3 separate regions of the Homo sapiens genome follow, and regions 1 and 2 are each linked to region 3. Evidence: chromatin loops called from intact Hi-C (ENCODE). Cell type or tissue: Calu3. All regions are shown on one strand.

The links. Peaks named below come from ENCODE experiments on the same cell type or tissue, not always from the same donor. Only the 100,000 strongest peaks of a DNase experiment are listed, where the experiment ranks them.
Region 1: it touches region 3 in a loop (2.8-fold over the local background); 22 of 110 quality-filtered maps call a loop at or near these places.
Region 2: it touches region 3 in a loop (3-fold over the local background); 2 of 110 quality-filtered maps call a loop at or near these places.

Annotation. Positions count from the first base shown.
Region 1 is chr2:169,108,722-169,111,221 of GRCh38, forward strand. No RefSeq gene overlaps it. Among named protein-coding and RNA genes, the nearest start is that of DHRS9, 40 kb to the left of the region's middle. RefSeq lists enhancers at 1,303-1,803, 1,804-2,304. In Calu3, CTCF peaks have their summits at 1,205 (motif pointing right) and 1,414; a DNase peak (open chromatin) is centred at 1,230.
Region 2 is chr2:168,947,491-168,949,990 of GRCh38, forward strand. The region is part of intron 19 of ABCB11 (ATP binding cassette subfamily B member 11); the gene reads right to left. Among named protein-coding and RNA genes, the nearest start is that of G6PC2, 47 kb to the left of the region's middle. In Calu3, CTCF peaks have their summits at 1,340 (motif pointing right) and 1,551; a DNase peak (open chromatin) is centred at 1,351.
Region 3 is chr2:169,275,229-169,277,728 of GRCh38, forward strand. LRP2 (LDL receptor related protein 2) reads right to left here. Exons shown (of 79, transcript NM_004525.3): 14 at 1-10. Among named protein-coding and RNA genes, the nearest start is that of LRP2, 86 kb to the right of the region's middle. In Calu3, no CTCF peak of the experiment used is centred here; a DNase peak (open chromatin) is centred at 1,033.

The sequences.
Region 1 (2,500 bases), 170 kb before region 3:
CCCACACACAAAGCGACTTTTCAAAATGACCTATTCACATGTTCTAATTCACTTCCCTTTCTTGTAAGCATTTAAGCCTGCAGCAAAAGCAGCTGTCTGTCAACTATTTTCTTTTTTTGGGTAAGCCCACATTTACCTGTGCTACCTATGTTACCAAGAATCCCTCTTTTCTCCTTCCATAGTAAAAATAGAAGACAGAAGAGTATTTTCTAATTAATCCCAACTCTTCTGCAATAGAAAAGTGGCCCCAAAGAAGTTGAAAGGAAAAGAAAATTGAAAGCTAAAAGGTTTTGAGATTTGTTAGGAAAACATTTTGACATTACACTGGAGTGGGTCACTGCGAAAACTGATCCACGACTTTTAGTGAAGCTAGAAGCAAGACATGGCTTGTCCTGGTCTGGAGGTTCTGTGCCAGCCATCCCAGGGAAGGTAGACCCCTATTAGTGAGTCACCTCACTCGGCCCGATTGGCAGCCCAGGCTCCAAGGCTACAGCCTAACAGTTTCTCGTAATTGTCAAAGAGCAAATGGCCACATCTAAGCTGGAAATGGTTGCATGAGCTATTTTAGGGTAAACCTTAAGATTTACTTTGAAAAATCCATTAAAACATCCAAAAACACACCAAAAAAAATCCTCTCTATATTTTTATAGACAGACATGGCATATTCATGAACACAGCCCATGGAAGCAGTTTCAGATTTCGGATGAGAGACAGCCAACAGGCAGAGGGGTCTAACGTTTGCTGAGAGTGGCAGGCACTTCACAGATGCTGTCTTTACTCTCACAGGATTCTCCTTATCACCCTGAAATAACACTTATTCCTGCCACCATTTTGAAATTATCGCCATCAATAAGGTTAAGTGCTTAGTGCAGGGTCACGCTACTGGTTAATGGCTAAGTTAGGAGTTGAACCCTAGTCTCTTTAACTCCCAAATCCAACCTCTTTCCACTGCGTGAACTTGGTCTCCTCTGAATATTCGGTGGGTAAAGAAGTCCTGGACACAGATCACTCTCCCTCCCAGTGGTTGTGGTCTGGATGCAGCTTCCAGGGGACTGGACAAGCTGCTTCCTGAGCGGGCTCCCCCTCCCCACTTCCATCCCTCCCCGCAACACCCTGGCCCAGGGAATGAGTGAAAATCAGTTGAGATTCCTCTCCTTATTCCCGCACCTGGGCTCAATTTTTTGCCAGGATTAGAGCACGCAAGCTCAGTGCTCTCAATTGGACACTAGGGGGCGCCCTATGCCCACAAAATACCTGGGATCCCAGTAAGCGTCCCGCAGCCCCTGTTTGGTCATATTGGAAAGGAACAAGTCCGTCCTCTAAGAAGTTTCACTTAAATGGACCAAAATCTACCATGGTTTGAAAGAAACCTGGTTAAATTACTGGGATTATCTAGTAGGCAAGCTGTTTTGGACAACCTAAAGCCAACATACTCCTAGTTCAGTAGTGCTATGACAATACTGAACATATAAAAGGACAGGTCCCCACTCCACTGTCTGATGGAAAACCGCCATCCTCGCAGCCCAGCCATTGCTAAGGTCTAGGATAACCCGGAGTAACCAGAACACAGTCGATCAATGATAAACGTAATAAAAAGCCAATTGATCAAAAATACTCCAAGGTATACAAGAAAAATAGCCCCCATATCCAAAGCGCTGCCCATCTCCCGCGCCTCAGTTCGCTGCATTTGTTCACCTTTGTGGAGAGGGAACAGGCATGGGTGAAGTTGGCCACTTGGAGAAGCTGTTGTTTGTTGCACCCAGGAAGCCCAGAGAGCAGCAGAAAGAAGGAGCCGTGTGCTGTCATTTGGTGAAGCCTAGGGCAGAGGCCCCAGGTGCCCGCCTCTGCGCTGAGGCCTTTCAAAGCTGTGCTCTTGGCAACAGCCTTTGAAATAACTGGGTGCTGGCAACACAGGCTTGGCATTAATATGCAAATAAGAATACTTCAGGCTCCCACTTCATGCTTTTGGATCGTTTTAAAAATCCAGCCACTTACCATGACTAACATAAAATAAAGGGGAAAAAAAAAGTGGTACGACCTTCGCTTGGTTTCTCCCACCGACCTCCTTGTGCTGGAGCCAAGCACTTTTCAAACCAGAGAGAGATAGGGCTGGGGTCTCAACTAGAAGCAGGGACCGCTTAGGGCTAAGGATATTTTCACCTCCCCTTTCTAACAAAAGCTTTGGGATGAATAATAGGCACCACTCAGCTCCATCAATCAACCTCAGTTGCTCTATTTTCATTGCTACCGAGATGTATAAAAAGCTAAAGTTTGCTACAAAGCCCCCATCGAGGCCTTCAGGAAATCCCGGGGAAGCTTACTGCGGGGATGGCTGTGAGCTTGCCAGGCGGCGATTGTGCACATCGTTTCCTTACAGCCTCCTTCCTGCCGCTCTGCCTTCCGTGCCTCTTCCTTTGTTTGGCTGCTCGCCTGAGATGGGCCTGCAAGGAGACGCCCCAGAGGCAAGCACGTCTCTATAATAAGATGTGACGCGAGTTTG
Region 2 (2,500 bases), 330 kb before region 3:
GGGCTCCTAATAAGGCCCAATCATTTGCTGGGTCCATTCCCACAGTGTGGTCTCAATACAACAAATGTGCATATTGTGCCCTTTAGGTATGTCAGAAGGAAAATAGAGCAACTATAAATAGACTCACAATTATACCCTGTGAGAAGAAAGCATCATGAGTTTACTAATGAACACATGATAATTATGCAAAGAGACAACCTACTCTACCAGAGAGGAAAAATAGTGGTTTGTTCGGCATCATTCTCTTAGCAAATATAACCCTGTGAGAACAAGAACGACGAGTAGACTTTGGATTTCATCACCTAGATGCTGCCTACTCTGGTCCTGCAGCCCTTAAGTCTCTAAGTCCATCTTAAGGTTTCTGGTTGTCACCAGAAGAAACACAGAGAATATTGTCACCACCAATGACCAAGCAGGTGCTCAAGAAGGACAGCAATTATAGTTGAATCTCTTTTTTTTTTTAACTTAGCCATTTCATGGACCACTAGAGCTGGAAGATATCTTAGAGATCATCTTTTAAATCCTGCATTTTGTAGGAAATGGAGACCGGGAGAAGAGGTATGACATGATCCCAGGGCACACAGGATGTGGTAAGTAACTAGAAGAGCCAGTTTCAGAAGAAAGATCTCCTGACAGGAAAGTCAGAACTCTCCACAGCAGCTCATATGCACAGTTTAGGTGGAGATGGGTGAGGATATTCTTTACTCTGCTTTTATAAGAGGTAAAGAAATAATCAGCAAAGAAGCTGACATTTTGGATTTCTTTTAAAAAGCAAACATCCAGGACACAGGCTTGGATTCTTTCTGATCCAACCCTATTCCCTACACCTTCTACACTAACATCATTGCCCAGTGAAATGCACTTCCCCAGCTTCTCCCTACTAGAATGTCAGCTTTGTGCAAGCAACACACAAACACACAATGATTTTCTTGTCCTCCACTCTATGCCCAACATTAGTTACAATGCCTGGAAAACTATAGGTGGTAAATATCTGTTGAATGATGAGTGGGTTTTTTTTTGTTGATGTTATCTTCCTCACAGACTGAAAACTCCACTAGGGAAAGCATCATAACCGATATGCATTCCCCAGTCCACAGCACCATGTCTGGGGAAGACAATCAATACAGATCTGTCGAGGGAATAAAAGATGATTCATTTTATATTTGGATATTGTACCTACTAGGAAATCAAGAAATATAAATTATTTCAAAGATTTTCAGCATAAAAGTTTATGGCACCATATAACTAGAAATTCAGTTAATCAAAGTTGAGTGTTTCCGATTCTCTACCTTTCTGAAATTAATGTGATTTCTTCACTTACCACAAGGGGGCAATGCGAAAACTACAGTGGTGGCTGGGGCCCTCCTTACACGATGGACTTGATTTTGTTTGTGGATTATCCAGGTTTTTCTGTACAACTCATGCTTGTGGGGTCATTTTTACGGTCAGGAGAGGTGATGTGAGAGAAAGAAATGGAGTAGGGAACTAAAATGTAAGCTTTTATCATTTAATAAGCTCTGACAATGTGATATGTTGGCAAATTCTATAGACTAGGATTCGGTAAACCTGGGCCCTAGTCCTGGCCCCATCACCTTGTACAAGTTGACAGTTCTAGGTTTCCTTCCTTGTGGACCTCAAAGGATTTATGTGTATATATGTGTGTGTGAATTTCAGCCAAGAAAACATGATCACATTTTTTTAAACTGCTTTTTTAAAATTAACTTTTTAAAATTTTTGTATATTTAGGGGGTACAAGCACAGATTTCTTACATGCATATTGAAGTCTGGGCTTTTAGTGCACCCATCACCTGAATAGTGAACATTGTACCCAATAGGCAATTTTTCAACCTTCATCTCCCTCCCATCCTCCCAACTTTTGGAGTCTTTAGTGTCTATTATTCCACCCTGTATGTCTATGTTTACCCATTGTTTAGCTCTCACTTTTAAGTGAGAACATGTGGCATCTGATTTTTTGTTTCTGAATTTTTTCACTTAGGGTAATGTCCTCCAGTTCTGTCCATGTTGCTGCAAAAGACATGATTTCATCCTTTTTATGGCTGAGTAGTATTCCATGGTATATCGTATTTTCTTTATCCAATCCTCTGTTGATAAAAATTTAGATTGATTCTGTGTCTTTGCTATTGTGAATAGTGTGACAATAAACATATGAGTGCAGGTATCTTTTTGACATAATGACTTCTTTCCCTTTGTATATGCCCATATGATGGCTAATACTGAGTGACAACTTGATTGAAGAATACAAAGTATTGATCCCCTGGGTGAGTCTGTGAGGGTGTCGACAAAGGAGATTAACATTTGAATCAGCAGTATGGGGAAGGCAGACCCACCCTTAATCTGGTGGGCACAATTTAATCAGCTCTCAGTGAATATAAAGCAAGAAGAAAAAAATGTAAACGAGCAAGACTGGCCTAGCCTCCCAGCCTACATCTTTCTCTCCTGCTGTATTCTTCCTGCCCTCAAACATCAAACTCAAAGTTCT
Region 3 (2,500 bases):
TACAGTCTTCCTGTTATAAAAGACACATATATATCATACAATTTGTTAGTTTTGCTTTATTATAATTAAAGCTGTAGTTAGTTCAATTAAATGCCTGAAAAGCTAAATAATTTCTTGTCACAAATACGGAATAGATAGAAAAGATACATTTTAGATGTATACATATTTCCATCTACATATGATAGAAGGATTTTCATGTTGTCTCTTGGAAAAGACCCTTGAGACTTACATTCCAGTCCCAGTCAATCCTTTAGCTTGTCCTAGACTTTTTTGGAATTTACTGTTTCCCCTTTTGTTCTTCATTCCTTTTAGGTTGCCCCACATCTAAAAGGCTAAGATGTGAAATAGCATTTTGAATACCATAAGTGAAAGAGTATACCAAGACTTTGGAAGTCTGGGAAAAGATGCCTTTGCCAACTATTTCCCACTGCACCATTGAGCATTTCCTAGCAATTAGGGAGCAGGACAGTGAGTGGTAGGGTTCAAGCCCCAGCAAACGCCCACATCTGTTCCTGATGTCACTGTAAGGAAAGCAAGAAGCAATGCCACTACCACTCTTATGCATCTGCTTGATGGAACTATCAACTGATCATACTTGTAATGGAGGCCCAAAGCCACTTAACTGGGAAGAAAACAGAAGTAAAATTAGGCACTAAGCGAAGAGAGGAAATCAACAACGCCCCCCGTGACTATGTCTCCATAAACAATGATTCAGTTAGACTCATGAACAGAGTGAGGCAGAGGACGGTTGATATGGGAAAACTCTTATTTTCTTTATTTTGGCGTAATACAAAGACCTCAAAGAAAAATCTTAGCATCCCCTGAAAACTAAAAAGGACAATAGAGCTCTAAGAAAAGACTTGAAGATATTAAAGCTGGGAAACACACTAAAGGGGAGTAAACAAAGAAACCTAAGGTGGCAGGTTAGTGCACACTTTGAAACATTCTATAATGACATGGTACATTAAGATTAGAGAATAGTTTCTCTCTCAGTTAGCAAATTCCAAAACCCTGAATGCCACCTGCTGGCAAAGCGAGAGGCAATGACTTTATGATTTCAGCTGTACTTGTGAGCTTTAATATTTCTTTGATGTTTCTTCACAGCCAGCAAACCACTCAAATCTTTTTGAAATTCCATTGATTTTTATCTTTTATGCTTTACTTTTTTTTACTTCAGCAAAAGTTAGACTATATAATATAATGCTAAAACATCCCAAAGAGAAAAAATTTAAGCAATTTCACAATTATTTTATGTGACTTATTGGGTTAGCTAATTTTTTCATAAAATTTATTCATATTCTCCTTATGGAAGCCAGTTTCAGTGATAGGAAGTCACCATATTAATACACAATACTTCATTTAACCAAGCAGAGATTGTCCCAAGGATATATAATCCAATGGCAAACTGTGATATTATCCTTACAAAATGGAAATACAAGAGGAAACAAAACTATAATATTGCTTTCATTGAGAAAACAATAAAATCAAGTCATTGGGAAAAATTAAGTTAACCAGCCTATTTGCTGAATCCACAAAGAATAATATTTTGGGTCAAAATTTGAAGAACATGTTTTACCCAATTTTTGAAAATACCAAAAGGAGAGGATCTAAAATAATTTTTTTTACATTAAGTTGTAGTTAGCTCTAATCAGAGTAAAAAGATGAAAAAAAATATGCCATATTCAGCCAGGTGTAGTGGCTCACATCTGTAATCCCAATACTTTGGGAGGCTGAGGCAGGCGAATAACTTGAGGTTAGGAGTTTGGGACCAGCCTGGGAAACACGGTGAAATTTTATCTCTACTAAAAATACAAAAATTGCCAGGCATGGTGGTGTATGCTTGTAATCCTAGCTACTGGGGAGGTTGAAGCAGGAGAATCACTTGAACTTGGGAGGTGGAGTTTGCAGTGAACCGAGATTGCATCACTGCACTTCAGCCTGGGTGACAGAGTGAGACTCCATCTCAAAAAAAAAAAAAAAAAAAGAAAGCCATATTCTACATTCAAATATTGCTGTTTAAGTATCTTTGTATACCAGGTAAAAATACAATACAAAGAATTTCTCCTTGAAATTTGAAATATATAAGAGCAGAGTAAAATCCAATTAATTCCCAGTAGGCAACATCAAATACCTAATAAAACATGTATTTATTGGGGGAAGGTTAGAAAATTAAAAGGGAAAGTGATCTTGAGAAACAAAGCACAAATGAACTCAGGAGTGAATGAAAATAATGTGCATCATGTGGGACTAGGGGAAGAGTTGGAGAGGAGAAATCAAAGAACAAATGCTGGAGGTTATATTTAATGAGCGTTTACCTCTTGTGTTATGGGACACAAGAAAAGTTAACAAAATAGAGCAGGTCACTTCATGCAAATGTCAGTACAAAGGTCATTAAAGCTATCATGTCCACCAACAAAGCAATATTTTAATTCTGGTCCTTTGATATTTCTCTGCAGCCATTTTATGCACTTTCCCTGCAACTTATAAAGCCATAAGCCAT